Linked DNA regions of Homo sapiens: all the other regions are linked to region 1. A link is a loop called in an ENCODE intact Hi-C map of the cell type or tissue named here. Cell type or tissue: Calu3. All regions are shown on one strand. Links, peaks and the distances in the headings refer to the core of each region. The heading gives the core; the rest is flanking DNA.

What was found. Hi-C counts contacts between places; a loop is a spot of excess contacts. Peaks named below come from ENCODE experiments on the same cell type or tissue, not always from the same donor. Only the 100,000 strongest peaks of a DNase experiment are listed, where the experiment ranks them.
Region 2: it touches region 1 in a loop (2.1-fold over the local background); 4 of 110 quality-filtered maps call a loop at or near these places.
Region 3: it touches region 1 in a loop (8-fold over the local background); 15 of 110 quality-filtered maps call a loop at or near these places.

The regions. Positions count from the first base shown.
Region 1 is chr7:113,282,825-113,293,807 of GRCh38, forward strand. No RefSeq gene overlaps it. Among named protein-coding and RNA genes, the nearest start is that of SMIM30, 170 kb to the left of the region's middle. In Calu3, for the core only: no CTCF peak of the experiment used is centred there; a DNase peak (open chromatin) is centred at 6,507.
Region 2 is chr7:113,415,863-113,426,845 of GRCh38, forward strand. No RefSeq gene overlaps it. Among named protein-coding and RNA genes, the nearest start is that of SMIM30, 300 kb to the left of the region's middle. RefSeq lists an enhancer at 5,755-6,277. In Calu3, for the core only: a CTCF peak has its summit at 6,082 (motif pointing left); a DNase peak (open chromatin) is centred at 6,039.
Region 3 is chr7:113,153,128-113,164,110 of GRCh38, forward strand. No RefSeq gene overlaps it. Among named protein-coding and RNA genes, the nearest start is that of SMIM30, 40 kb to the left of the region's middle. In Calu3, for the core only: a CTCF peak has its summit at 6,796 (motif pointing right); a DNase peak (open chromatin) is centred at 6,834.

The DNA of each region.
Region 1 (10,983 bases), core at 1,866-9,865:
GGAAGAAGCAATGTTTCTGATTTAGAATATAGTACCTCATAAAAATAGAATAATAGGATTGTGGACTCCATAAAAATCTCTTTTTTATTTGTAATGAATAAGCTTTACACAAGAAGAATTAGAATTCTTATAAGGAGAGTCATCTTGAGTTTACAAATTGATCATATATTTTCAGTTTTAATATCTACTGTAGTGGAATTGGTACCAGGTTAGTAATTTGGAAACCAAGTACAAAGTGTTCTCCAGACATGAAAGTTTACTGGCAATAGAGATGAGAGGTATTTTTACTCTCTGTCTATGACTGCTCCTCAACTCATTGCACTGCATCTTCTGGCCCCATCACTCCATTGAAACTGTTTTTTTCCATGTCCCGGTGACTCCTAGTTGTTTAATTCAATGGAATCCACTCAGTGGCATTCCATACAGGAGACCTCTCTTCACCTTTTTCTCATTTGTCAGGACACCAGCCACTTAGATTTTCCTTCTGCTCTTTGTTGTGGCGCTTTCACCAAGTTCTTTGCTGCACCTTCTCCTTACGAGAGCTCCAAATGCTGGATGAAAGTCCTGGATGGAAGTCATACTGGTTCTTTATTGAGCAACATGCATTTCCTAGGAGATTGATCACATTTATCACCATTTAGATATCTATGTGCCAAAGTCTTCCTAAGTGTCTTTCCAGTACAGGTCTTTCTTTAGAAATACAGGATCTGCTTGATATTTCCATCTGGGTTTGTCTTAAGCATCTAAACTCAACATGCCTAAAACTGAACTGCTCATTACTCCTCACCCCAAACTTACTCCTTTCATTGTTTTCCCAGTTCAGTGTAAGGTACCACCATCTATCAAAAAGCCTAAGTGTCATCCTTGATTTAACTGTTTCCCATCCAGCAAATGCTATTAATCTTATCTTCAAAATATGTTAAATATTTTCACTTCTCTTCATTCCGTAGCTACCACTCCCATAAAAGCTGCCACCACCTCTTGCCTGAACTCCTTCAGCAGCCTTGTAACTGGTCTTGCTTTTATTCTTGCCATTAGTCTGTTATCAATACAGAGAACATTTAGAAATACAGGTCCATCATTAAAGGCACCTGCTCAAAACTCTTTTCATTGTACTTAGAATAGAATCAAATGTAATAACTGTTGCCAAGGCTCTATGCCATATGGCCCTGTCTACCTCTCCCCATCATCTTCTGAGTTTCTTTTACTTCAGCCCAGCTGACTAGTCTTCTTTTGACATTGAAAACATTCCAAAGCCCTTGCTCATTTCTGTTCCTAAACATGCAAGATATTTCCAGCATTTGGGTTTTTTTTGGTGTAGCCTCTGCCTAAAAAGCTCTCTTCATCTTTAAAAAAAAAAAAAGTACTTGTTTTAATAGTGGCTGATTCTTTTTTTAACCCTTTAGTAAATCTCCTTTAGGATTTACTAAATCCTAAAGGAGATTTAGAATCATTGACATTAGAATCCTTGGTTATTTTGATTTCCTTTGTATCAAAATTTCCTAAAATAAGGTCTGGTACATAGTAGAAAAATAAAAAAATTTATATTAAATAAATGAATTCTCTAATCTAAACATAGGAAATCAGTTGGTAATGTCTACTATTAATGAAAAAACTTGGACTCAGTGAGGTTAAGTACTTTCTTAAGGCAATAAAATTTTAAGCATAGAGCCAAGATTCAAAATCTAAACTCATTAAATAGAATATATGTCATTGGGGGAAAACAGAAGGTAATTAGCAAGTTCTTTTTCTTTAGTCAGATTAAAATTCACAGAGGTCCCCTATAGCATCTTAATACAAATTTATGGACAAAAGAAAACTCTTGTAACTAATTATAACTACTATTCATTTATTATGTATTTATGGGCCAGAGTCTCTGCTAATTCATTTATATACTTTTCTACAAGTCTATGTTTTCATCTTATAGGGAAGAGAATATAGTTAATTAATTTGTGAAGGTAATTTATTAGTATTCTCCAGAACCAGGTTTTTGTTTTTTGTTTTTTTGCTGTATTTTGAGATAAGGTCTCACTCTGTTGCCCTGCCTGGAGTGCGGTGGTGTGGTCACAGCTCACTGCATTTTCAAACTACTGGGCTCAAGCAATCCTCAGACCAAGGCTCTGTTTCAGCCTCCTGAGTAGGCAGGACTACAAGCATTTGCCATTATGCCCAGTTAATTCTGTTATATTTTTATTTTTTTGTAAAGACAGGGTCTCACTATGTTGCCCAGGCTCAGACCCAGGATTCTAACAAAGGCCTGCTTGACTCCAAAGCCCTTGCATATAACCACCATACTAGTCTGCCTTTTTTTACTTAAGAGTCAAGAGCTAGATAAGATTATACCCTTGGCCCGGTGTGGTGGCTTACACCTGTAATCCCAGCACTTTGGAAGGTCAAGGTGGGAGGATCACTTGAGCACAGGAGTTTGAGACCAGCGTGGGCAACATAGTAGGAACCCATCTTTATAAAAAATAAGTCTCTCTTGCTAAGGTTGCTGGGATTCATTTATTCATAAAGATGCTCTCTCACTGTCTCTTGAAGTCCAGTATCAGCTTATTTAAAATACATATGGTATGGTTAAAAGCGTTGCAATATAGAACCAGTTGTGGTATTGTTGCAACTCCTGTAGTTCAGCAAGTAGGAGGGAGGGTTGCAACTCTTTTTACTCCCACCACCCACAGCTCAGTGAATGGGAGGATTATAGCCGGTTTATTTCCATCACCCACAGCTCAGCAAACATGAGGGTTAGAGCTTTTTTGCTCCCGCTGACCTCAGCTTGGCAAGTTCTGCATTCCTATTCCATGGCCAACAGGAATAAGGTACGTGGACACTGGAGAGTGAGTAAGGTAGAGAAGAATTTTATTGAGCAACAGAAGGAAAGCTCTCAGCTGTGAAAGGGGACCCCAAAAGTGGGTTGCCCTCTGTGAGGCTGACTCTGGGGTTTTTATGGGCTTAGAATGGGGGAGTGCATGCTGATTGGTCCATGGGTGGTCTTGGAAAAAGCAGCATTTGATTGGTTAAAAGGCATCATCCAGAAGGAACCAGTCCAGAGAGAGTGAGTAAGATGGGGATAGACGTTCTCACTCTGGTCGTGGACTCTATGTGGAACAAGCAGCTTGTTCCTCAGGTTGAAGGTTGATCCTTACTTGTGACCAGCCCCTGTCTGCATAGGAATTTTTCTGTCTCCTATTGCTATCAGTATTAGGCTGGAAAATAGGGACACATAATGTGAATCCTGAGGTCATTCCACATTTTCTCTGGCTTGAACTCACTATTTAGAAAGGGTTGTGGAGTAACTGAGAAGGATTCTTATTAAGAAGTACAAAATTGTTAAAGTAGAAGAAATAGATTGGTAACGCAAAAGTTAAAGGGATTGCGGTTTAGAGAGGAGTTACTAAATTATTTTAAGGATATAAACAGTTCCTCGAATAAAGTGAACTATTTTTTATTGCCACAAGACTGACTACAGGTTTAGTAAACCTTAACAACTTTAGCAAGAGACTTATTTTAGACTTAAGTCTTTTATGATTTTAATAGAAAGTAATATTAAATAATGTCTTACTGATATTGACCATATATCTGGTATTGTATATGTATCTAATTACTCAAATGATAGACATTTTCAGATGGCCCCAAGTTGCTACAACTTGAGTGGTTGTAGAAAAATTTAGAGGGGAAATAATCAACTGATAGATTATAACATAGGTCCAAAGTAAAGTGCACTTGGAATTATTTGAACAGTTTGGAAATAGACAGCTAACCTGAATGAGTTGCCAATATTTAAAAATCCCAGCCCAGAAGGGATCTCATTCTAGGCTTTTCCTTGGAAAGCCAGAAAAGACTCTAGATTTCCTGTCTCTCCCAAGGGGTGAAAAAAGCTAAGAAGCATGTATGAAAGTCACAGGTCTGATACATCAGCCCACTAAAAAATGGATATTTAATGATAACATTATGGAATGCTTTCTTTTGCTTACACCTTACTACTTTACTAAGAGGGATCTTGTATAATAACAGTAGATTAAATTGTAAAGGATGAGAGTTGCAGACTCTCTTTAAGATGGGGTGGTGGAGTGCTTAGGGAAGCCCCAAAACAACACGCAAGACAAAACAAGACAAAATACCAGAAAGAGAAGTAAGACATAATAGAGCAGGAGAAACATTTAATGAAATAATGGCCAAGAATTTTGTAGGATTAATGACAGACACCAAACCAACAGACCAGAGAGCTCATAGAGTACCAAGAAGAATAAACACCAAAAAATTTGACACCAAGGCATATTGTATTCACATTGTAGAGCTAAAGACAAAGAGAAATCTCGAAAGAAGCCAAGAGTGTGAGGGGTGGGTGGGTATGTGGGTAGGGAATTTCACCTATAGAGGAACAAGCATAAGAATTACAGCATACTTCTCTTAAGAAACCCATGTGTATTTGTTTCATAAAGTTGCAGTAACAAAGTACCACAAACTGGGTAGCTTCAAATCACAGACATTTATTCTTTCATAGTTCTGGAGGCTAGAAGTCTGAAATCAAGATGTCAGCAGGACTATGTTTCCTGTGAAGGCAATCCTTGGGGTTTCTTGGTTTGCAGTTGCATCACTCCAATATCTTCCCCCACCATAGCATGGCCTTCTCCCCTGTGTTTGTTGTGTCTTCATATCACTCTCTTTATAAGGACATATGTCATTATGACATATCTTAATCTTGATTATATCCACAAACATTATTTCCAAATAAGGTCACATTCTCAGGTACTGGAGGTTCAATGTATCTTTTTAGCAGGTATAAATAATTCACCTCACAACACCTTCAACTCACAACACCTTGTAAGCAAGAAGAAACTGAAGTAATATATTTGAAATGTTGAAAAAATACCACCAACCTTGAGTTATATATGCAGTGAAATTATCCTTCAAAAGTGAAGGAAATAGTTTCTCAGGCAAACAAAATTGAGAGAATTTTTTTGCTAGCTGTCCTGCCTTGCATATAATGTTTAAAGAACGTTTTCAGGGACAAATAAAATGATATAGGTCAGAAAGTCAAATCTATGTAAAGAAAGGAAAAACACTGGACAAGGAATAAGTTAAAATAAATTTAAATATTTTCTTTTCCTTTATTTTAACTAATCTAATAGATATGTCACAGCCAAGAGGAGTCTAAGAGAACACAATGAGTAAATGTAAGGTGGTATACTGGATAGGATCCTAGAAAGGAAAAGGACATTGGGTTAAAACCAAAACACTGAATAAAGTATGGAATAAATCAATATTGGTTTATTAATTATAAAATGTATGCCATACTAACGTAGGATATTAATAATAGGGAAAACTGGATATAGGAACCATAATACAAATAAAAAATACAAAAATACAAAGATACAAAAATGATACAACTCCTTGTATTATTTCAACAATTTTTCTGAAAATCTGAAACAGTTCTTAAATGAAAAGTTTATTTAAACAATATTATAAACGAAAAATGCCAAAAAAAGTGATTAAACAATGCAAAACAAAATACCTTGATCTAACAGGAAATTTAAGATTTGACAGGTAGGTAAAAGACTAAATGGAAACAGAACTCCCAAGATTCATTATGATTGCTGTATTAGAGGAATGGTGCCTTATTTTCTGGCAAATTCTTTTCATGTTAGAATGACATATGGAGAATCTGCCTCTCTGGACCTCTTGTGTATCTTGCTCAATGGTCCAAAACTGTAAGACCTTCTGATACGGTTTGGCTCTTTCTCTTCTCTCAAGTCTCATCTTGAATTGTAATCCCCATGTGTCGAGGGAGGGACCTGTAATCCCCACATGTTGAGGGAGGTAAGTGTTTGGAATATGGAGGCAGTTTCCCCCATGCTGTTCTCATGAGAGTGAGTGAACTCTCACTGGACCTGATGGTTTTATAAGTGGTAGTTTTTCCTGTGCTTACACATGCTCTTTCTCTTGCCTGCCACCATGTAAGATGTACCTGCTTTGCCTTCTGTCATGATTGTAAGTTTCCTGAGGCTTCCCCAGCCGTGTGGTACTGTGAGTCAATTAAACCTCTTTCCTTTATAAATCACCCAGTCTCTGGGAAATTCTTTATACTAGTGTGAAAATGGTCTAATATACTTTGGCTGTTCTTTCCTTAAGCCACTTCTTAGAATTGTTAATGCTCAAGGCAATTTTGAAATGTGAGGTAAAACATACACCAGGTATCCCTTTGGACAAAGAACAGTCTTGCTTTTTGCTCAGGGATGTCAAATCTTTTGGCTTCCCTGGGCCCCATTGGAAGAAGAACTGTTTTGGGCCACACATAAAATGCACTAATGCTAACTATAGCTGATGAGCTAAAAAAAAATCGCAGAAAAACCTTATAATGTTTTAAGAAAGTTTACAAAATTGTGTTGGGCCACATTCAAAGCTGTCCTGGGCTGCATGTGGCCCACGGGCTGCAGGTTGGGCAAGCTTGCTCTAAAATCAATGGATTCTCTAAGCTCAAGCTTCCCTTATGCAGCATACTCCTGTGTGTGCAGCTCCACCTAGCTCTCCTTGTTGCTCTGTGCAATTTTGGGTTCAGTGAAACCAATACAACTATGATGACAATACTTCTATTGTTTGTGCTGCCTTAAACTTCTTCTCTGTGACCAGGAGTCTTGCATTCTTCTATTACCTTCCATAGGACTATGGAAGGCTAACTTATTAGCTTGTATAGTATTTTGGTGGGAGTCCTCCTCGTTCTAGCCCTCCTTAACATCATCAAACTTATTTAAGTAGCATAAAATCCCAAGAGAGTTTATTTCCAGTAATTTCTTCTTTGAAGCGCATTGTATTTAGTTCTTTTTGCTTACTTTTTTCCATCTTTTTGGTTCACTGTATCCCATTATTTCATTCACTAATTTTCTTTTCAGCTGTTTTTATTGTGTTTGTTTGAACTGGTTAAATATTTAACATCAACAATTATATTTTTCTGGAAATTCCATTTATTCTTCTTTCAAATCTGCCAGACATCTTTTAAAAAGCCTCCTGCTCTTTATGTTTTGAACTTCATCCATTACATTTTAAAATACTTTTAAACATATTTAACATTTTGTCTCTAACAATTTTAATATCTGAATTCTTTGAGATTTGATAGTATGTTTTCTCTGCTGCCACTTCCTTATGGTGCCAAATTTCCTCATGTGTCTTGTAATTTTGGAATGTAAGTACCTATTTAAGTATGTCTGATGCAATTATCTAACTTGAGATAATTCCTCTAAAATGTATTTACATTTGCTTCAGTAAGGTTCCCTGGGGCACCTAAAGTCTGTGACCCTTGAAATTAATTACCACGGTCTGGTGCAGTGACTCATGCCTGCAATCCCAGCACTTTGGGAGGCTGAGGTGGGCAGATCACCTGAGGTCAGGAGTTGGAGACCAGAATGGCCAACATGACAAAACCCTGTCTCTACTAAAAATACAAAAATTAGCCAGGTGTGGTGGCACATGCCTGTAATCCCAGCTCCTTGGGAGGCTGAGGCAGGAGAATTGCTTGAACCCAGGAAACTGAGGTTTCAGTGAGCCGAGATCATGCCATTGCACTCCAGCCTGGGTGACAGAGCAAGACTCCATCTCAAAAAAAAAAAAAAAAAAAGAAAAGAAATTAATTACCACTAACATATCTATTGCTAAAATACTCAAGGGAGGCCTCTTCCACACCCACCCTGGGCCCAAAATTCACAAGGAGACCAAATAGATTTCCTGCTCTTTACTTTTGCCAGTAGGTAGATATTTTTCCAGTTTATCATTTCATTTTGAGATTGTAGCTTTGAGAGTTTCCACCTTACCCTGGCTCAAATCATTGCCTCTGTTCACTTACAGGCTATTGTACTATCATCTGCTCTCTTTCTTCTATTGTACATATGGGACTTTCCTCTTATCCATATTTTATAGTCCAGACTTGGAAGTTTTACATTCCATTCTTATTCTTTTGGTGGTGGTGTTATCCTTAAATTTTAATATGCATACTTAACAATATCGAAAACTGATCAATCTATTCCCATTTAGGATAACAAAAACACATTAGAATATTATAACTTTAAATATTCTTCTATCTTCCATGCATTCTTATTTAGCATTTAATTGCTATCATTTTTATTAAATTTTTGTTGAAAAAATAATAGAAAAAATTAAACATCTTCAGTTTCCAGAGCACTTAAATTTTACAAAGATTTTTATAAAGAGAACACAGGTGTGTAATCACTACTCAGATCAAAAATATAATATTGATGGCAGCGGCGCCCTGTCTGAAGTGACTGCTACCATGATACCGGCTGCAGTAGGGGAGGTGCAGCCAGGGCTGCACTCCACAGAGCCGGTGGGATCCCCACCTGCCCCCTTCCAATTTGGAGGGGCAGAAGCTCCACCCTTACAGGCAAATCTGCAGCTGCCCAGCCACGGCTGTGGACCAGGCATCACTGTGCTCTCAGGGGCCCAGGAAGTCCCTTGCCCCTGCAGGCTTGAAAGTGTCTGGTCCCGCTGCCTGGCCTCTCCCTGCTCCCAGGGTCCACTCTTATTTCAGAGCAAACCTGTGGGCGAGCTTGGGCGCTGTCACACCCCAGCTGGGTGTGTGTGTGCTCAGGGCGATGCTGACATACCAGCCCCTTGCCACATCAGCATCCTCTCGACTTTGGGTGCTGACCAGCATTGGAGGGAGGCTGATGAGGGGGCTAAAAATGACTTGGTGTAAACCTGCAGGCGCCCCTTGACATGCACAGCCTGGGTGCCATAAACATTAGGTTGATGATGGCAGGAGGCAGACAGGCTCCTGGACAGAAAGGGTCCCGGGTAAGCCCCACCTTCAAGCCAGGAATGGCCTGAGGCCTGGGGGCCTGGGGGCCTAGCCACCAGTTCCGCAGACCAGAGTGAGGACTTACGATGCCTTTCCCTAGGTCCACCCATGACCACCCATAGACCAATCAGCATGCACTTCCTCTCTTCTGAAGCCCATAAAAATCCTGGATTCAGCCAGAGTTGAGCAGACTTTAGGATGACCTTCCTAAGTCTGGATAGGAGCTACCCACTCTGGGTTTCCCCTCCGCTGATGGCTGCACAAACATAGGAACGACCTGTCTGCAGAAAGGAGCACGGGTTTCCTAAGAGGTGTACTGTCACTCAATAAAGCACTTATTTGCCTTTCTCACCCTCTAGTTGTTCATGTACCTCATTCTTCCTGGACACAGGACAAGAACATGGGACCCACCAAATGGTAGGACCGAAAGAACTGTAACACAAACAGGCCTGAAACACATCCCCCCTGCTCACTGCATTGCAAGTAACAAGAAGGAGAGAGGAGGCCAGACCTTAGGCCTCCTGAGCCAGAGCTGTGACGCCCTCTTTGGGGCTCTATGGTTCCTGGTGTCTCCAAGCATTCAGGTGCCACTGTGCTCCCTGGAGCCCACAGTGGAAGCCACTTGTGGTACACATGGGGCAGCTGCAGCCTTGCACAGAGCTGGCACCTGTGCCAGATCCTGGAGCTGCCCACCCCACCACAGCCGGCATGCCTGGCTGTGGGCAGCAGCCAGACCCTGTGCTTGCTCGCTCATGCACCCCTTGCCACTCCAATCCTGGCTCACCCTTGGCAGGTGTGGGATCCAGGCTGACAGCACAAGCTGAGTGTAGCTGGCCAGATTGAGTGGGCAGAGCCCAACAGGCCTGAGGGAAACTTGGGCAAAGGTATACTGGTCACAAATTTTTCTAGCTAGTGAAGTAACACCCCAAGGATCATGTGGTATTTCTGAAATAAATATTTATAGAACACCAGAAGTTCTTTGTATACTTTTTCATTCATTCCTTCAAGTTAACTATTATTTTGGTGATTAATTTGACTGTTTTAATTTTGAACTTTATATAAATAGAATGAATCAAATAGTAGGATACTCTTTTGTGTTTGGCATCTTTCACTCACTACTATAATTATGAAGTTTATCCGTATTTTTTTGTGGCAGTGGATTTTAAATTTTCATTTGCTGTAAAGTATTCCAGTGCCTGAACATATACATTTATTTACCAATTTTAATATTGAGTGTTTTGAGGGTTGCTTCTAGTTTTTTGCTGACACTAATAATGCTGCCATGAAATTTGTTATATGTCTTTGTTTGCATATGTGTGTGCATTTCTGTTGAAGAAAAATTACTGGAACATAGGGAAACATATGTTCAACTTCCCTTACATTGCCAAAAAGTTTCCAAAAGTGATTATTCCAATTTACACTTACATAAAATGTTTGAGAATATCAATTGCTCTATATCTTTGCCAATATTTGATATTGCTATCCTTTTTCATTTTAGTCATTAAGGTGGATGTGTGGTTGTATTTTACTGTGCTGTTAATTTGCATGTCCCTGACAACTAATAATAGTGAGTACCTTTTCAAATGCTTATTGGCTATTTGTTGTTGTTTTGAAGTCCCTTTTCAAGTATTTTGTCTCTTCTAATGATTAATTTGTTTTTAATTATTGGTTTGTCAAAGTTCTATATATGTTCTGGATACAAGTCCTTTATCAGATAAATATGTTACAAATATATTCTCTTAGTTAGTGGCTTACCTTTTAACTCTTAAGTGTAGGTCTGTTTCTGGACTGTCTCTTCTGTGCTGTTGATCGTTTTGCCTATTCTTGCTCCAATACCACAGTGCCTTAATTACTATAGTTTTAAAATAAGTCTTGATATCTAGTTTATCCTCCAGTTTTGTTCTATTTATTATTTAAGATCGTCTTGGTTATTCTTACCTGTTTACATTTCCAACCAACATTTTAAATTATCTTGCCAATTAAAAAAATTTGCTAGGATTTTGATTGGAATATCACTACATTTATAGATCAGTTTGGGAATACTTGAAATCTTTACAATATTGAGTTTTAAAATTAATGGATATGACATATTCCTCAATTTATTTAGGTCTTTAAAAGTATGACTCGGTTGGTGGTCTTCACATTCCATGATTCACCTGCAAAACAGAGATTGG
Region 2 (10,983 bases), core at 1,169-9,168, 130 kb after region 1:
ACTTTGTATTCTAATGAGAAAAGTAGACACGTTTATGGTCCGGTTTTGCATTTGCTCCCACTGACCTTCTGATAATGAACAAATGGAAGCAATATGTCAGGAGGCAAAAGCAGAAGACATAGATCTCAAACTTAGGTGTGTTTGATTTGCCAGCAGAAAATGACTAACCACATGATGTAGAAATATATAAAATACATCCACACCTGGGTCAAAGACAGATACACCAAAAGTATCTAAACATCTGAGATCTTCAACTTTGGAGGATGCAGAAGTTACGAGATGGCTTAGGAGGTTGCTGAAGAAGTTCAGAGATGACTAAAGGAAAACAAACAATCAAAAGAAGATGAGTTTCAAATGAAGAAGAAAGAGCAGGGCAACAGCTTAGCTTCTGCTATAGCCATAGCTCCTTGCTCTAGGGGTTTCCTTCTCTATTGTTGGGTAATATTAAGGAAAATTACTTGTGTGTAGAGACAGCACGCAAAGGACAAAACTTTGTATTGAAGAAGCTGTCATATCTTGAGGTTTAAATGTATCTTAATTATGTTTAAAAGGAATTTAATGATGCTGACATCTCATAGGACTTGCTTTTAAATTAGCCCTCTCTGTACACACATAAACACACACACATGTGTACACCAAACCTTTTAGACAGTTTAAAATGGGCAGTAAATTATTTGGGGTGGGGTTCAGAGTGGGAGGAAAATGGTCTTAATTAAATGACAAGGGGAACTATGAATACTACTACAATAAAGGTTGCAAAGGTAATTTTGACTATTTGTGAGACTTGGCACGTACCAAGTCATTCTCCCTTGCCCATCGTTGCTTGCCTTTGGGGAGCTGGAGCCCAGAACTGTGGGGGTTGTAATCACCTCTGCTGACTAGTCCACCACATTGCTCATGGACTTCAGAGCTTTCTTTCCCTTGTCTTCAGTGCTGTTCAACCCATCAATTTCATGAGATTGATGAACAGACTCAGAAGCCCCCAAAAAATTCCACTCTGGCAACATGAGATGTGCTAACCATGAATGAAAGGCATATAGTGACTGATTTACCCAGCACAATGAAATCAGTCAATGCTTTGTTCTCTTAAAGAGGATCAAACTAATTACTGTGTGTTCACTTAGTAAAATTGAATAGTGATTCAGAAATGTGTAATGCATATTGAGTGTATTTAATATATTTTACCTCATGTTTTCTTATTGTCACAAGATTAAATGTTGAAAAACAGCCGTCAGGAAATGTTTTTCTGTGTAAAATAAACAACATCTATCATGGGAGGGACATTTTTAGTAGTAACATTATTTTTTTAATGGAGAGACTCAGCAAGAAGCTCATTCTAATAAAAATGCACACACTGCTTTTCCATGACTTCTCACCACCACTCATGCTTTCAACACACCTGCCCCCAAGTCTGTCCCTGACTTCTTGGTTTGGCCTTAGTTTGGAATCATCAAGAGCATATCATCAGGCTGCAGAATGGTTAGGAGAGAGGGCAACGAGCTTTGGGAGGGGGAAGGAAGTGGAATATGAAAAGGATTCTACAGATAATCCAGCAAGTAGTAACTGAGAGTTTGACTTTGAAATTTTTATGCCATAAAAGTCCAATCCAATCATATTTAATTATGTAGCATTTTAAGATGAAAAAAAATGTTTAAAGAAGCTCCAAAATTGAATTCTTTTGCCATTTTGTCACATTGGCTAACTGGAGGTTATTATTACTGTTGTTGTAGTTCTCATTATTTTTCACCAGAAAGTTGATTTAAAAATAGGCATCATCTGTGATAAAGAGATATGGTTAATAATTTAATTATATTTTCATTGGTTGGTGTCAACTGACGGTATGAAAATAACACAAAGGAAAATCTTTTTAAAAGGCAAAATCAATAGCCTTTATATATTTTAATAATAAAAATAAGTAAATAAGTATTTTTATTTTTATTTACATAAATAAAAAGTACAGTGTGGAAAATTCATTTTCAATGCCATTAAAAATAAACTACAAAGAAAATACTTAATGAACAATCTGTGAAACTCTTATGAGGAATACTATAACACTCCACTTAGTTTTTAATAAATAGGGATGCTTATCATATTAGGAAGAATTAATACATTTAAGTTATCAACCATTTCAAAATCAATTATAGTTTTTATGAAAATCCCAATGAATAATTTTACAAGTTGGCAAAGTGTTTCTAACAGTGCTCTGAAAGAATTAAAAGCTATTATAATTAAGAAATTTTGTAAATCAGAATAATCTAGAGAGATTATTTCTATCAAATATTAAAATATATCATATAACTATTTTTAGAAGTTCTACTGGCATAGAAAACAATGAAATACATTAAACAGCCCCCAAAGATAACTTATTATGTAATTTAATAAATGATATGGAGGTATTATAAACGACTGTGAAGCAAAAATGTGTATCATAAATGGATTTCATAAAACTAGTTAGCTATGCTGAAGTAACACTGTTTAGGTTCTTTTAATACACTATACACTAAAATAAATTACAGTGAAACTAGAGAGCTAAATATTTATCCTTTCTTTCATTCAACATATATTTATTGAACAACTATTATGTGCCAGACTCTAGTCTTGATGCCTGGGATAAAGGATTAAATAAAGTAGAACTCTTTATCTCTCAAGATCAGTGGAGGAAAGAAAATAAACAAACAAGTAGATATAGAAATAATACCATGAGTCAGAAGAATCAAGAGGAAAATTAAAGTAGGGGAAGATGATAGAAGTTAAGGAGGATTCTGTGTTTGATGTGGGGATAGGGAGGAGTGAGAGTAAGGGAAAAGAACATTTGACCAGAGACCTTAATGAAGCCAGGGAGCAAGCCAGAAAGACATCTGGGAGAAGATCATTCTTGGTAGAGGGAATAGTAAGGGAAAAGACTTGGAATTAGGAACATGCTGGTTATGTTTGGGAGAAACAGAAACACCAGTGTGGCTAGAGCAAAGAGAGAGAGGAAGAATAAATTGGAAATGAAATTGGTAATTTGGCCAGGGACCAGCTCATGTAAAGCTTTGTATGGGATTTTAATGTTATTATAAGTATGATAAAAAGCTATTGGAGAAGGAGAGTACCTAATTCATTGGAAAAATATTACTCTGGCTTTCAAATGGACAATAAACAATGAAGGGGAGGCATGGTGATGGCGTAAAGGAGGGAGATCATTTAGGCTAGCAAAATTCCTAGAGACAGAAACTGATGGTTTTGATCATGTTGAGAGTGGTAAAGATTGTGCTAAATGGTCAGATTCTGAATTGTGCGAGTAGGCCAGTTGAATTTACTGATGGATTGGATGTGTACTGTGAGAGAAAGGGACATCAAGGAAAGGAGCAAAGTTTGCATCCTGAGAAATGTTGGTGCTATTTGCCAAGATATGGAATACTGGAGGAAGAGCAAGTTGGGGAATAGTTTGGGATGGTTGGGGAGGTATCAGTGGTTCTCGTTTGGGCATCTCAACTTTGTTATTCCTACTAGGACATCTAAGGGAGACAATCTATATATAAGCTGTTTTTATAAGATTCTAGAGATTAGAGGAGAGGTTGGGACTTGAGATAAAAACTACTGAACTCACCAACTTATAAATGATATTTGCAATTCATTACCTGGGGGTGAGTGTAAATAGAGAGGAGTCCAAAATATTGAGCCTCAGGGGGCTCCACAATTAATATGAGAAAGTGAATCCAGCAGAAAATCAGGAAGGAGGAGACAGCAACATACAAAGAAAACTAGGAGTCCCAGAAGCTAAATAAGGATTTTTTTTTTTTAATGAAGACTGGCCCATTCTTAAGTAAATGAACTCAGAGAACTGGATTTGATAATATGGAGATGATGGGTGGCCTTAACCAGAGTAGACTGAAAGCAGTAGTGTGAGTGGATTCAAAAGAGAATGGGAGGGAGATGAAAATGTGGAAAATGAACAAAGACAATTATTTTGAGTGGTTGTGTAATTAGAAGCAATAAAGTGGAATTGTGGAGAGAGTTTTAATCTTTCTTTTTTAAAGAAAGGAGTTATTACAGTAGTTATTTTGTGAGGATGGGAATGATAGAATAGAGAAGGAAAAATTAATGATACAAATGAGAGAAGAGATAATTGCAGGGGCAAAGTCTTTGAATATACTGAGGGTGTAAGGGATGCAGGGCAAAAGTCGAACTATCTTAAATCTATGACAAAGGGGTATAGTTGTATAGCAAAGTTAAAATAAGGTAAAAATAGAAAAAATGTAGATAACATATATTAATATATCTAAAAAAAGTTTACCCCTTTTTAATAAGTACATTAATGAGGAAAAAACACATTTCAGTTAAATGATGGATAACTGGATAAATTATGATACATTCACAGTAATATTTGATAGTTTGAAGAATGGGTGCAAATATGTAATAACGAATTTAAAATTTTTAATTTCTTTACTTTTTCTTTATTTCACAGTGGGTATTCACAGGTGGGATTATAGCATATTACATCCCTTAACTCCTGAGCTCAAGCCATCTTCCTGCCTCAGCCTCTTGTGTAGCTGGGACTGCAGGCACACCCCACCACACTAGGCTAAAAAATTTGTTAATGTTTATTAATCATCCTAAGTTGAAAATATCTAGACTTCTGGGACACCATTAGGAATAATGTACTAAAGCCTGGAATACGTAACAGTGGCTTTGAGGATGTTGACCTCTTACCGTTAGTTTTGTCTATTCCTGAAAAATAATTCAAAGGCGATTCTTTAAAATTAAATGGGGTTGGCTAATATTGATTATTAATGGGAGAAAGAGGAGGGAAAGGTGGGTAGAATGGGTTTCTTTGTAGTCTGACTTATTAGAGGGGAAACTCTTGGAACCAGTGAATGATTTGCATGCACAGTTTCTCGTGATCTAGGCAAAGAAGGAAAGGACAGCTAGCATGTCAATTCTATGACGCTGCAATTTGGAAAAAGAAAGGATGATATGCTAAGATTTAACTAATATATTGTAAATTCAGATCTTTCAGCCAAATGTTTTCTCAGTAATAAAAGTGTCAATTAGGTATGTTTTTTTTTTTACACAGATTGAATTTTTGACCACTTTATTTTATTTGCTCTCTTTATTCCAGTGTAAAATTCCAGAAATGAGGGTATATTCCAGGTGGGTGAACTGCACAGTACTTATTGTATAGTTCTCCTTGTTTAATAAAAAGTAAACTTTTTAAAAGGTACTGAAAGTTTTTTGTATATCAAGAAAATTAGCCGGGCATGGTGGCTTACGCATGTAATCCTAGCACTTTGGGAGGCCCAGTTGGACGGATCACTTGAGGTCAGGATTTCAAGACCAGCCTGGTCAACATGGTGAAACCCCATCTCTTTTAAAAATACAAATTTTAGCCAGGCATGGTGGCACATGCCTGTGATCCCAGCTACTCGGGAGGCTGAAGCAGGAGAATCATTGAACCTGGGAAGCGGAGGCTGCAGTGAGCTGAGATCATGCCACTGCACTCCAGCCTGGGCGCGACAGAGTAAGACTCTGTCAAATAAAGAAAAAGAAAAAGAAAATTAGCCCCTTGTTTTGCCAATATTTGCTCTCACTTTCTAAGTTTGTCTTTTGACAATTTATAATTTTTTTGCTTTGCAGAGTTTCTAAGGTATCATTTTCTCAGGCTATATTCAGGTATATAAAAAATTAAAAATAACATTTTCCTTCATTTCTGAGTACTTCAATTTTGTTCATATTCTTGGCATTCCTCCAGCCCTTCCTCTGTTTCACGTGATAACAGGTGAACTGCATTCACTCCAGTGTAATTCCATCCATTTCAAGTTTAAACAAGGTCAACTCAGGATTTCCTCTACTCCTCTACCTCTATTTCTCCCTGGGGATACTGTAAATTCTGGGTGTTCTCTGAGGGTCATGGTGTTGGGGGAATATGATTGGTCCCTCAGCTGGGTTCTGCTCCTGTTTGCATCTGCTGAGCTGGCCATTACACCCACCGATGATTGGCCTCACTAAAATGGCTGTGTTCCCCAACCCCGTGGCAGCCACCTGCTGGTTTCCTATTGTTACAACCATCTGCTGCCATCTGCTGGTGTATGCTCTTGTTACAACCAATGAGATCTCTTCAGGTCCCATAGGTCTCTCTCAGAACTTACAGCTGTGTACTTTTCAGGGTAATTTCATCTTCTCCTCCGTTGCTCTCTGGAGCTACAGGAAATTGGTGGGATTGCCTCAGCTCTCCTACTTCATCTTCACTGGTCCCATGATGCTGTGATGCCAGTCGCAACTCCTGTGAAGGACCTTCCCTCCTGGTGTTCCAGACAAGGATGGGGTACAAGTCTCCTGTCACTCTTAGATCCCCAAACCTCCTTCTCCTACCTTTGAGAAAATTTTTATTTCCTTTTAGATAGACTAAAACTGGCTCAGAGTTATCTCCCATAATTTTTTGGTATTTAAATTGGGCCACAGAAAGGCCAAGAACCTGACATAATTATCTTTGACTAACATGAGGTGTCTCTTCACTTTGTATCAATGAAGACTAGGTTCAGTTCTCATGCTTAAGTTAATACTGTAGAGAAGTCAAAGGGAACATAGGAAATAATCTGCCTGCTCATAATTGATATCATTATCATTCTGTACCCATGTTTACATAGTGGGATTTATCTGGCCTCCTGCTGCTGCTTCTGGTTTATGCCACAGTTATTTATTCTGAGGCCTTTTTTACCTAAAGATTTTGCAGAATTTCAACATATTTTCTTCTAGTACTTTTATAGACTCAATATTTTAAACATTTAAATCTTTGACTAGCATGGTATTTATGTTGCAGTGAGATGGGAATGCAGCTTATTAATTTCTCAAAATGACACAGCTACATAGCAGTTTGGATTTCTTGGAGGAAGATTAAGCCTGAAGAACTACTCAGAGATGCCGAAAATATTCATTAATTTTATGACTGGACCTATGAACCTGTCTTTAGAGACAGAGAATTTGCTCTCGACTTTGACTGCCTATCAGAACACCTGGGAGCTTTAAAAAAAATATTGATAACTGGTTCTCAACTCCTCCTGTAATTGCTCTGGGGCATGTCATGATTACAAAAATCTTCCTGGATGATTCCAGTACACAATCAAGGTTGAAAACTTGCCCATGCACAGTCAAGATTGTTTTTAGGGCAAAAGAGAGCGTGAGTGAGACCCATGTGATACCTATTTTCCCATGGAGTAATGTGGAGTGTGCATCCCAACACCCACAGGTCTTGTTGAAACCCAGCTTGCTGGACCCCTCTCTCAGGGTTACTGATTCCCTAGGTCTGATGTCATGCCTAAGAAATTTATTTATTTGATCCTTTTATTTGGACAGAAATTATCAGCAGTCACATTTATACTGGTACCTATCATTTCCCCATTGGAATTTTAAAAGATTGTAAATGAAAACAATTCTATATGCAGAACTTATTTATGTATACTCATTCTTGTTTAAGAGATGATTTAAGGGGAAATAAAATAAAATATAAAAAGGAAAGGTGAGAAAATTTGAACATATGTAAAATAATACTTGAAAAGATAAAATCAAAAGGATAATATACATATATACATAAGCTGATGTTGGACCATACATTTGGCTAAGTTTTCTAGCAGTGAACATTAAGCAGAGAAAGAAAATCACTGTAAGATTTATAATGTGCCCTTGATAAAACTAAGCCAGTAGCTTCAGATAAAAATGCTTACTTTGTCCTGGCATTAGAGGAAAATCTTCTCTGTGTTCTTATAAATATGATTCTATACAACATTGGGAATAAAATCTTCCCTTATCTTTATCATTACAATGATCCTAGAAATTCTACTGATTAAAGTTGACAAAATTGACAAATGTCAATGAGTGACATTAATATAATAGGTCATTTGGTCACTAGGTAATTTCAAGTTTTCACTTGTAAATGAGGGTGTATTTACATAGGTAGTTCCTTAGTCCTCAGTGTGAAACATTGCTGTTCACACCAAAATACAGTAGAAGGAATTATACAAAGTGCAAATATAATACTGTTCACTCGTGATATCCTCAATACGCTTAGCCTGAGTCAAATAATCTAGTAACTTTAACTTATTCCGGGTCTTGGTTTTGGCCTTAAGGAGTGAGAGGTCACAGACTTTTTTAAGGATCTGCTGATCACTAAGCTTCTTCTTCTCAGCAGATAATATACAATTGGTCCTCATTATTCACAGATTCTGAATTTGTGAATTCACCTACGCACTAAAGTGTACTTGTAACCTCAAAGACCATAGGTCCTTTCAAAGTCATTATCAGATGTATGCATGTGCAAAACATCAAAAACTTTGAATTTCCTGATGTGCACATTCCCAGCTGATGTGGAAACGGGTGACACTTTGCTTTTTTGTTTCCGATCTCAAACTGTAAACGAGTATCCTTTAGTGCCACATTTTTTTTCACATTTTTTGCATTTTGTTAATGATTTCTCTGTTTAAAATGGCTCCCAAGCATGGTGCTGAAGTGCTGTTTAATGTTCCTAAGCACGAGAAGGCTGGGATGTGCCTTATGCAGAAAATGTATGTTAGATACGCTTTATTCAGGAATGATTTATAGTGATGTTGGCCATGAGTTCACTGGTAATAAATTAACAATAAATATTAAATATGATGTCTTTAAACAGAAACACACATAAAACAAGGTTATGTATTAATCAGTTGATAAGAAATGTTGTTCCCAGATGCTCGCAAAAGCTTATCTCTGTATTTTTCCAAGGAAAATAACACTAAATTTCCTCTAGGAGCAATGACTCAGTATTTGCTAATTCTGTGTTCATGGTCACTTTATAAAGCACAACTACTGCAAATATCAAGAACTGAACTGTATACACATAGAAGTCTCCTTCAAATTCAAGGATTTTATGAAGTCATGAGGCCTATTCAAGTATGTTAGATAAAAGCCCTTGATGAAAAATGAATATACTAAATATATTAAGAGCTATCTTACATAAGTAATGGTTTCTCTCAATGAGCTTTTTATAATGGTTATGGGCTCTAAAGTCAAACTGCCAGGGTTCAAACCTTGCCTCTATGACTTTCTAGCGGGCGAGCCTGGGCAGGTTTCTTAATCCAAACTTCCTCATCTGCAAAATAGGGAAATTAAGGAAAGGGATTAGAACATCAAAGAGTACATATGACATTACTAATATTTTTGATTGATTGATTATTAACCAGATACATACAAGAATAATTAGAATTTCTGTTACTTATCAGGGAGGGGGTTAGAGAACAGTGGGCAGCAGATACAAGACAAACAAATACTATTTTTAGACCTCAATGAGTATAAGGTTTCTCAATTAAACTGTCTACTATTCAGCTCCTCATGGTTCTGTTCACAAATGAGTTTGGTGAGAACTAATAACTGAAAGACTAGCCCACAGGGAAGTCAACTTTTTATTCCCAAACTTTGGGCTAAAAATAATAAGACAAAATAGTTGGGCTTTAAAATGAAGGGAAAGAGATTAGCAATTAATGAGATTAAAATATTAAAATGAAAGTTAAAAGACTAAGATAAAAGGCATAAGTAAAGGCAAGAAGCTTAGAGATTATAAGAGGAAAAAAGAAAAGCAAAAGGAAAATGCACTAAAAGCAAATAAGGGATGTGCCCAAAACAAAGCTCAAGGTATGTCCAGTTTCCACAAGGGTTGGGTCCCTTGTAACAGTGGGGCCAACTACAACTCTGATAAACAATTCTTTAGGGATCTACTGTAACAAAGCTTAGGACCACTCAGTTCAAACAACTGGAGGGATTTAGGACAAGCAGCAATTTGTCTAAGCTAAGTAGAACATACTGATAAAATAAATATGATAGTAAAATAATTCTGACGTACTAAAAAACTTCAAGTTTAAGGACCTCTAGCTTTGTTTTTTAACATTGTCTTGGTTATTTTTGGCCCCTTATTCTTTAAAATAAAGTGCAAAAAATTAATTCATCAATTTCCACTGAGAGTGTTTGGAATTTAATCTATTGATTGAATTTGATCTATAGATCAGCTTGATGGTAATTGGTATCTTTACAGAAGTCTTTAAATACGTGAACATAGTATATGTCTCCATTTATTTAGGACTTTAAATTTCCTCCATCATGTTTTGCAGTTTTCGTTATAGAGATCTTACAACTCTTTTTTGTTAGATTTGTTTTTAGGTATTTGATGTTTATGCATACTCTTATAAATAGTATTGCTTTAAAATTTCGTTTTATGTTTGTTTATGGCTGGTACAGCATGCCCCGCATAAAGACAGTTTAATCAACAATAGACCACATTATAAGGCAGTAGTTCCATAAGCGTACGATGGCGGTGGCTCATACCTATAATCCCAGTGCTTTGGAAGGCCAAGGTGGGAGGATTCCTTGAGGCCAGGAGTTTGAAACCAGCCTGGACAATATAGCGAGACCCTGTCTCTGCATAATAATAATAAAGATTATAATAAAGCTGAAAAAATCCTATTGTCTAGTAATGTCACAGCAGTCATAACACCATAGTGCAATGCATTACTAATATATTTGTGGTGATACTGATTTAAACAAACCTACTATGCTGCCAGCCATATAAAAGTATTATGTACAGTATATAATACTGATGATGATAATAAACAACTATGTTACTGGTTTATATGTTTATTATATTATAGTTGTTATTGTTATTTTAGAATGTACCTCTTCTATTTATTTTTTTAAAGCTAACTGTAAAACTGCCTCAGGCAAGTCCTTCAGAAGGTATTTCAGAAGGCATTATTGTCATAGGAGATGACAGCTCCTTTCGTGTTATTGCCCCTGAAGACCTTCCAGTGGAACAAGATGTAGAAACAGAGGACAGTGATATTGATGATCCTGACTCTGTGCATCTTAGTTTGTAATAAAAAAGTTTTAAAAGTTTTTTTAAAATTAAAAGTTTTAAAATTAGAAAAAGCTTATCTGATAAGAATGTAAAGACAGAAAATATTTTTGTGCAGTTGTACAATG
Region 3 (10,983 bases), core at 2,019-10,018, 130 kb before region 1:
TATGTCTTAAATATACAGCTTTATGAATTTTTACATATATATACATCCATCCATGTAGCCACCACCAAGATCAAGGTATACACTATTTTGAGCACCTCACAAGTCTACCTTGTGCCCTCTTTGTTTTTGAATTTTATGTATACTATTTTGGGCCTCATTTCCTGCATTTAATATTATTCTGGAGGGTTCACTTATATTGTTGCAAGTGTTAGTGGCTGTTTTTTTTCACCGTTGTGTAGTATTCTAAATTTAACCACCCGTGAATCATTCTTATATTGGTTTTCCCTTCTTTCCCATTTTAATCTCTCTGGATCTTCATTCCATTTCATTGGAATTATATTCCAAATACACTACCTGCAACCATTTCTCCTGCTTTCCCCACATCCCTCTTCCAGGTCCCTAGTGCTCCAGGTTTATTGTTGAGAGTTAGGAGATAGTCATTCTCTCATTTAGCTTGGCTCTTTACTTGATATTTGACCCTAAAAAAGCCATTTACTCACTGAAGGATTCAAGTTTCCTCAGCCATAATATATGAAGATCTTTGAGATGCATTCTAGTCTCAAATTTCTGAAATTCAGATCTGAAATTTGTAAGGGTTATTATTTTTTTATTATTTTTTTTTTAGGGGGAAGATGATACTCAACAAACTGAAATAAATGGTGGAATTTCATGCACAAGAAACCATAGGTGAGGGGTAATGTTTTTATATAGATATGTTCTTGGTGCTCTAAAATCTCACCATCTTAGTGGTTGTCGACCTTGTGCCTTCTCCTGAGTTGAGGCAGACTCATCTTCTGCAGAGCAGTCACTGGATGGAGGTCAGCACTTCAGAGTGAGGGGCAGCTTGGAAGGAGGCAAGGATCCTGGAGTGGAAGAGCAGTGAATAAGCTATAGGAAATGAAACTGTTTTATTTCATAGCCACTCTTTTCTCAGGACAACTGAAACTATGAACCATTTCTGAGATGATTTCTGTGGCAAAAACGTATCTGAAATAAGACATACATTTTATGATGGTGGCTTGTAATAAAATTCACCTGAGATTGTGGGAGAAAGAAACTTTGATGCGTGATCACACCTTCCCACACATTCTACGATATTTATTTCACATTAGATCAGCTAAACCTTTTCTAAGTAACTACCATAAATTGCACAGCCATTATGGTAATTGATTTCATATTTCACTTGTGGATGTCACCAGGTTTGCCCTTACTCCGTGACATTGCTTCCATGGTAACTAATGCATTTTAAATGATAAGAAACATGAAGAATAGAAAAGATCAATTACTAATATATAATGCCAATTAACATATAAATGTTTGAGGTTTATACCTCAAACATTTGAAAAAAGGTGAAGCACAATTTTTCAAAAGTAAAAAATAGTCTAACAATCATGGTTAGATATTGGTGAATGGTGCATATACTGGTGTTAAATAAATCTGCACTGTGGTGCACATATCATTTGGCCATGCCAAACTTTAGGCCTTTATGTAAATGAACAAATGTGAAAGAGTTAATCATGAAATCATCCTTACTAAATTATGTATTATAGTACCTAGATCCCTCCTGCCCCTCTTCTCTAATCTTTCTGTCATTTCATTCTTTATTGGCATTTTTTTTGTCATAAGGGAAGGAAGAGAAGGTAATATTAAAATGATTATATTTTGCTTCTCAACAGCTCTGTCTTTGAGAACACATTAATTACTTCATTCATTTGTTGAGCATATTCCAAAAACTAATGCTCTTTGCTGTTCCTCAATCAGGCAAAGCACTTTCCTGCTTAAGAACTTGTGGGCTCAATGTTCCTTTTGTCTGGAAAGCTCTCCCCCAGATAGCTTTATGTATTACTCATAATTTCTTTAATGTCTTTGCTCAAATGTCACCTTCTTAGAGAGATCTTCTCTGCCAGCCTTTATAAACAGTAACCCTTACTCCCAACCTGCACACCCTCTGCCCTAACTACTTTATACTCTGCATTTCTTATCACCATCTAACAAAGCACACATTCATGAATTAATTAATTCACTCATTCATTCCACATCTTCCCACTAAAATAAGACCAATGAGGCTTATGTACAGAGAATTTGCCTGCTGTCTTCTCACTGGTATGTTTTGTTTTTAGAATAATAGTACCTGGAATTTAATAGGAGTGCGATAACTATGTTTTGAATGACTAAATGAATTTAAGAGTGAACAAGATAGACTCTGTTCCTACCTTCAGGGATCTTATATTCCGGGGATTGATAGTTAATAGCAAGCTTCTGAACAAAAAATTATAATAAAAATTATATTTAACAAAATTATAATGAAAAGTATATACCATAGTCACTTAATCCAATCTGCTGGGTGTCAGAGAAGATTTGTTGGGAGATTGGCATTAAGCTGAGGCCAGAGGAAGAGTAAGAACAGTAACAGAGTGCTCCAGGAAATGGAATAAACTGGTCAGATTGGACGGACCAAGAGGCAAATTGCTATGCTATTCTGTTTAGAGCAGAATATAATTTCTGCTGTATTTTATGTGACTAGTTCAGTGTTTAAAAAACTAAATCTGCATGTTCTTAGGTGAAGTGTGCCCTCTCCAGTTACTTCCACGTTTCCCCACTGCTGATTATATTATACTCCACAGGATCTACATATTAAATTTACCTTCCTGGCTTTCTGGACCCTATTGGTGTGTGAATGAGCAACCTCTGGTTTAGAGTATTCCAAGGAGTCAGAGATTTCCTGGAATTTTCCCTTTGGGAAGGGTGTATGCTCAGGCTGGTGTCCTGGAAGCCTTAGTGTGGATCAATATAATTGATCTACTACTATTATTTTATGGTTTCAAGATATATCAGATAAGGAGTTTTATATAATTCAGAGTAATTTTGTTTTTCAGTGAATGCTGTATTTGTAGGAGGTGGAAATATGCATCAAAATGACAAAACCATACTCTTCAGAAAATGTGACATTTTAAATGATCATATGTGCAAAGGGATTATATTTTCTTCCCTGTTAATTTCTGGGTGTGGAGAATGCAGAGGTGGGGATGAGCAAGGCTTGTGATATACCTCATACCAACACTCTATGCTCACCTTCATCAGACCCTGGCCTTGCAATTCCCAATCACACATACTTCTGGTTTGTGGGTAGTTGGGCAACATGGTCTAGAAGTCAGGACTGGAGTACAGACCCTGGAGCCAGACTCCTGGGACTTGAAGTCTGGCTTCTCCAGTTACCAGCTGTATAACTATGGGAAGTTACTAAACTTCTCTATGCTTTATTTCCCTCCTCTATAAAATGGGACTATAATAGTGCCTCCTCTGTGGTTTGTTATGAGGATTAAATATAAGTTAATTTATGTAAAGCACTTAGAACAGTGTTCGTTATTCAGCAATTTCACAATAAATTTTAAGCACAGTCACTATTATAATTATTATAGAATATCCAATAAAATCCTGGAAGACAAGAAACTTTTCTGGACAAAAGATATATGGTACTGATTGTTCATTTTCCTCTCAGGAAGAAGATAAATATAGAACAATAATCTAATGACTGACAAATAAAAACATTATTAAAGCTGATGTCATTTAACTTAATAAAATGGCTGTCAATTTATGAAATCTGATAGAGAAAACATGTGACATTTTTCAATATGCTAATGGAAAAATTTTTGCGAAATTTGTCTGTCTTAAGATTTTACAAGTAACTTCTTTTAGACAAAAATATCTAGCAGCCCAAAAATACTTCACAGAAGCAATTTGGTTATAACCTTAAATGGAGAATCCTGAAGTTAAATAATGTATCTGTGTACAAAGTTCTCAAATACGCTTCATAAAGATTGGGTTGCTGGAGTCTTGACTGTTCTACTTACTGAGTTCTGGTAGCATCGAATTGTGTGATGGGGCTCCTTGGCTGTGGCTTATCCTTCTTAGCATATAGCATTTCACCCCACACACAACATAAGCAGTGTTCACTGGTATACACTCTCTGCTTCAGGTCTCAAACTATGGGATTTTAGAACAAAGCCTTCATGTATATGTGTCAATGCAGACATGGAACCTAAAGATTATGGCTACTATTTTTTAGACTGTGGTATTAGTTTGATATCTAGAAAATGCCAAGTCAGGATTTGAATTTTAAATCCAGGCTCTAAAATGTTTCTTTTTTCAGAACTGCTGATAAAGGAGGAGAAAAGAGTAGTTAAAACATTTAAAAAGTGAAATTAATATGCATTTGTAAAAAATCAAACGATACAAACATGAGCTGTTCCTCCACTCTGACCCCAGTCTCACTCTTCAGAAGGAACCTATGTTAATGATCATAAATATCCTTCTAGACTTTTTCTAAGCATAAACAAACACATGCACATACATGCTTGTTGGTTTCTATTTATCACAAAAATGAAATTATACTGTACACTTACAACTTGTTTTCCATTTACTTAAAGCTACATGCTGGATAACATTCCATGTCAGTACACATAGTTTAACCTCATTCCTTTTAATTGCTACTTAGTATTATATGATTTGTGCAGTAATTTATTCAGTCATCTCCCTTTTTGTAAATCACAATTCAGATTATTTCCAATTTTGCTATTAGAAACAAGGCTCAAATGAACATTCTTATCTGAGAGCTGGTGTAAATATTTCTATAGGGTAGATTTCTAGAGTTGAATTACTGGGTACATGACATACAAATTTAAAATTTTGAGACATATCACTCAAATCTCTTCCTAAAACATTATCTTGATTGTTTGTTTCTACTATCATATATGAAATTCTGTTCTTGCCACATTTTTATCATCTGGACATTATCAATCTTGAAAACTGTTTTCAGAACAGGTGACCCATGGCATGTTACTGTTTTAAAGTTACATCTATTTTACTAGTAATGAGGTGAACCTTTTTTCTTTTGTGAGTTGTTGGTTTATATCTTTCCTTCACATTTCTTTTTACCTTTTCTTATAGTAATCCAAAAGCATCTTACACATTTATATTTATCAGTTAAGCATGCAAGTCTTTTTTCGTAATACGTCAGTTGAAGAATAATTTCACTTGTTACGGTTTTCTGAGTCCATTGTCTCATGAGTATGTTACTAAGTAGTAAAATAACAAAACTGAGCAGCAGGGCTAAGAAGGAGGAGAAATACACAATATAGATAACCCATATGTTGCACAACAAATTTTAAATAGACACAAGTTGATTGTGTCTATTTAACACCAATTAGCTGGTCAGCTTAACTAATTTAGTAAAATATGAGATAATAATCACAAGGTATAATTTTTTACTTAACTGGAATGAGAACTCTTTAGGTTAGGGGCAGTCCCTTCTCCTTTTTGTATTATTAGTGACTAGCAAAGTAGTTGTGAAATTTGTTGAATAAAAAGAAAACCAGGCAAATCAATGGACTTTTGTTAAAAAAATAGCAACTCGTTCTTTTAATTATTTTTGAACATCAGTGGCTGATATCATACTCATGCAACAAATATGGTATTTTAGGCCTATAGTAATTCTTAGGTAGATGCATTTTTGCTGTTTTTGCCAGTTTTAATGAAGATATTTGTGACATAACTTTGTAAATTATCTAAGTATAACTGACTACTTTTTTACCAGCATCTCACATTAATATTTAGAATTGTCATTTAAAAATCATTATATTTTAAGTGCAAACATTCACATGGAATTTGAGGTAACTTCTTACCAAATGGACAGAGCTCTCTTATTGACCTATTTTCTTCCTCTTGAGAAATCCTTGAGAAATGATCATTCAATTGCCTAAGGAATGTCGTGAAGGCATTACCACACTAGAGAAAGCCCCATTTTCCTTAAAAAGTGGGCAGTTTTGTTATTCCAGGGTTCACTTTCAGTTCCTTTCACCTCATGACTCACGACATGTCCTCAAGTCCTCAAAGGATGTTAGTGACTATCCTTGAACCTCAAATTTATAGACTGGCTTCTCTTTTTAATTTTTTTAGAAAGGGCACTAGAAAAAGCCTATAGTAAGCTAGTTTAATTGTTGAAAATTTGGAAAAATTGTTGGATTCACATTAACCGCTTCAAAAGTAAAGTCAGCTAGACACAACTATGCTATTATCCCCGTGATATTGAGCTTAGCTCATAAATGCCTGAAAGTGAATTAATTTATTCTGTTCCTTTGAAAACATCTACTGAGCATCTACTATATGCCAGGTGGTGGGCTAGATCCTAGAGATTAAAGATAATTAAGGCTTAACCCTGCTATCCAGGGTCTCCCAGTCTAAAGTAATCATTGCTTTACATTTTTCATTAATGGCAAACAACATTTTCAAGCCAATTGCAAGAATAAACACAGATTCAGCTTAGGACATCGCCAGTTTTTGCACGTTCACTGCAACAGGACAGTGCTGTATGGAAAGAACAAAAATCTGAAATTAGATTGAATTTTAGAAATCTGAAATTAGATTGGAGCAGGTGCTGGGAAGAAATCCAGCATAGGAGGCTGAATTGATATCTAGAATCTCTGTCAATACGTAGGCAAACAGTCCTCTCTGGAGGCTTCAAAACAGTAATTAGTGAGAATATGCAATAAGAGAGAATTCAGCATCAATAATCTCAGATGTCAAGGCAGGCAGGCAGTTGGTATCTAAGGAGTTTGCCAGTAAATCTTCAAGTATGCAAGGCATGGCTTCAGAGCTGGATTTTGGGGGAAACTTAAATGCGGGTATGGTGGAAAGGGGAAAGAATGGAAAGTGTGTAGCAGGTTTCTAGTTCTAAGAATATTATTAAAGTAGCTATTTAGTCATAGAACAAGGCAGAAATCTGGTTAAGCAAACTGGAGCATACAGACCTCTAGGGGGAGCCCAAGGCTCTTTTCTATTCTTGCACCCTCCACATCCCCCTGCACTCCCCACTCCCATACCCAGGTACAGGTTTCACCGTAAGAAGGAATGTTGTCAGGGATAGATACAATTCGAAGGCCCTCTTTCCATCATAGTGCAAGAAGGTAGAACTTTCAAAAAAAATTTTTTTTTTAAAAGAACACAGATGGGCATGAATTACCTTGTTTCTTCCTTCCAGAATGATAAGACGTGGGCTCCTTTAAAGTAGCTATAGCCATTTTTTCTCTCTTCAGAGGCTTTTATCCTTCCATGGTCCTGGACCTAACCCTATTCTAGTTCCCCTCTTCCACCGCTGCCCCAATCAGCCATGGGAGGCACAGGGGGAATGTCTCTGCCCTGCTCCTTTTCATCTCCATTTGAGGTGTGTGGCCTCTGAGCACCTTAGGAGCTTCATCTCATAAGATGCTTTACTCTCTTTTCCTAAAGGACATAGCCTGGAGAGAATTCTGGCCAATGATGATATTCAGGTGTTTCTGAGTCCTTAATTCTATGTCATCATATTTCCACTCTTTAAAAGCATCCCTGCAATTTCTAACAGAACACAAGATGAGAATTGGGCCTTGGAAACAAGCAGAAGCTCAGTTACTAAGGCTGGTAAAAAAAGGCCAGGATCAGAGAGTGGCTTGATGCTTTATATACATTATCACTAATCATCACAATTCTGTAAGAGGATTTTGTGTGTGTGTGTGTGTGTGTGTGTGTGACAGGGTCTCACTCTGTTGCCCAGTTTAGAGTGCAGTGGTGTAATCAAGGCTTATTGCAGCCATGACCTCCCAGGGTCCAGTAATCCTCCCACCTCAGCCTCCTGAGCAGATGAGACCAAAGGTATGTTCCAACATGCCCAGTTAATTTTTTAAATCTTTGTAGAGATGGGGGTCTTACTGTGTTGCCCAGGCTGGTCTTGAACTCCTGAGCTCCAGCACCTTGGCCTGTCTTGGCGTCCCAAAGTGTTACGATTACAGGCATGAGCCACTGTGCCTGGCCAAGAGGAATGTTTTTACCTTACTTTACAGATGACAAAAGTAGGTTCACCTTACGGAACCTACGAAAGGTGCATGAAATTATGAATGGTAAAACAAGAATTTAGGCTTTAGTTTGATAATAAAGCCCATCCTCATTCTACCATTCCAGTGGACCTACTTTTGTCAAGATCACCAACAGCTTCTATGTTGCCAAATCTAATGGACCTGACTCTATCCGCATTTTGTTGGACTTGTCAGAAGCATTGAACAATTTATCACTTCCTTAAAATACTCTCTGCTATTAGCTTTTCTGACATCACACTCTTCCGCTTTTTCTCCTGTTTGCAGAGCTTTCCTTCTATCTTTGCAGTTTCTTCTTTTTTATCTGACTTCTAAATAAAAAATGCTTCAGGGCTAGGTTTTCTTTTCTAAACACTCTCCATAGGTGATCTCATCTAGTTAGATGGTTTAAATAGTATCTGATTACTTAGTATCTCTTCAGCCTAATATTTTCCCTAGCTTATGCTACTCCAGCCACCCTAGCTACCTCGCTGATATTTAAACATGCTAAGCATGCCTCTGCCACAGGGCCTTTGAATTTACTGTTCTTTCTGTTTGTGACACTTTCACTCATCAGATATGTGCACAGCTTGCATGTTCACTTCTTTCATCTTTGTGCTCAAATATCACCTCCTCAGAGGGACCATCCCTGGCTACGCTGTATTACACAGCACTCACTCCAACTCCAGGCACTCCTACTTTCCTTACACTGTGTTTGTTTTCATCAAAACCTTTATTACCATCCGATGCATTGTGAGCACATAGCAGGTGCTCGATAAATATATTTTGGATTAAAAAGTTTATTAATTAAGAACTCACAAATATCTATTTACAACTGAGGCTGCTCTCCTGGGCCACAAGTCCTAGAAGCCATGGGGTGTAGAAGTTAAGATGATGGGCTCAAGGGCCTGACTGAGTGGACTTGGTTCCCAGCTCTACCATTTACTACTTGTTTGGTCCAGTTACTTACTCTCTTTGTGCCTAAATTTCCCCTGTAATACAATAGAAATACTAGTAATTGTACTTAATAATACTAAAAGTACTTATTTCATAAGCTGTTTTGAGGGTAAATGACTTAATACATGCCAAGAACTTCAGACAGTATCTCATATATAGTAAAAGTGCCCAATAATTCTTAGTTCTTCTTCCTCCTCTTCTTCTCCTCGTCCTTCTTCTCCTTCTCCTTCTCCTTCTTCTCCTTCTTCTATTTCCTAGTTACCTACTTGATCTACTGGGTTGTCAAACAGGCATCTCAAGCTTAGTGTGTCCAAAGCAGAACCTTGATTGTTTTCCCAGACTTGTCTTCCCTCCAGAAATCACCATCTCAGTAAATGGCACCACATGTTGCTCACAAAATAAAGAGGGATCATCTTCAGTTTCTCTCTTTTCTGTATCTACCTCATCCAATCCACAAGCAAGTTTGTGAAGATTCTACTTGCAAAATATATCCATAGCTCTGCAATTCCACTGCTGTTACTCTAATCTAAGACACCATGATCTCTTTCTTTCACTATACTAATACCTTTAAACTTGTTCATTTTCTCCTCTTGCTCCCTTCAAATTCATTATCATACTAAAGCCACAGCAATTTTTAAAGAAGACTCCCCTAATCATAGCCTTCAGTGACTTTTCCTTGAATGTAGAATAAAATCCAAACTCCTTACTATGACCTACAAGGGCCTGCACAATCTCAAAACTACCTCCCTTTCCAGTCTCATCTTGTTCCACTTGCATTTTTGTCTGCGATACGTCAGCCACACTGGCTCACACTGGCTACCTTTTTTCTTCAATGAAACTGTTTTCTACACTTTACTATTTCAGAGCTTTTGCAGGAATTATTCCTTCTACCTGGAATGCTATTCCCTGAGCTCTTGGAATAGTTGGTTTCTTTCCATTCTCCATGTCTGAGCTCAAAGGTCACATGTGCGGAGAGGCTTCCTATAACACCCTTGCTAAAATTTGGAGATGATATGTGCAATAATTCTATGATATTTAAATTTGAATAGTTTGCTTTAATGAAACAATTCTTTTTTGAGTTGTCTGATAAGATTTATTTTTACTTATTTTTATTAATTTAAATATTTGTACATATTTATGGAATACATGTGATATTTTGTGACATGCATAGACTGTGTAATGACAAATCAGGGGATCTGAGTGGTCCATCACCTTGAGCACTTATCATTTCTATAATCTGGGAACATTTCAAACCCCCTTTTTAAGGTATTTTGAAATATACAATACATTGTCATTAACTATAGTAAACCTACTCTGCTACTGAACATTAGAACTTACTCTTTCTAACTGTGTGTTTGTACATTCGTACCAATCTCTTTTTAGATTCCCTACTTCCCAGTCTCTGGTAACCATCATTCTACTCTCTACCTCCATGAGATCAACTTTTTTAACTCTCATATACCAGTGAGAACATGTGATATTTGTCTTCCTCTGCCTGGCTTAAGTGAAACAATCATTCTTATTAGTGACTTTCAACCTTTATTTGTTTGCTCTGGACAACTTTTAAATTAATAAACTGTTGAATTGAACCCCATTATGTAAAGATGCTAAAGTCAGGACATCTTTGCTTGTTGTAGAACAGGGTGAGGAGTAATGAACCAGATTCTGATCTTCTCATCCTTTTAGTAGTTCCCTAGAGTGATACTGACTTCAGAGCCCAATTAGTGAACCAACAGTTTGCATAATCTATACATAGATTAAGTGAATTTTGAATTAGAAAGATGGACATGGCTACATCCACATAAAACCAAAATATCTGGTCAATTTCATAAAGTATCTAGGTAAACATTCTTATTGCATTTTCTTGTGATTTTATTCTCACACATTTATTCCTACAACTACATTTTTTCCCCTTGAAATCAGTAAATGGATATCTTGGGGTTCCTAGCATCTAGAATCCAGACTTGCACACATAAGAGACACAGTAATGCTTTTTGACTAAATTAAATGCATAGATAAAGGCATAGAAAGGTTAAAATTTGGCTTTATGATATTTTGTAGCCTTTAAAAAAGTTCTATGTCGTAACCTCATTTCACATTTTGTGACAGTGATCCCTCCAAGCATGACATACTTATGGCATGCCTA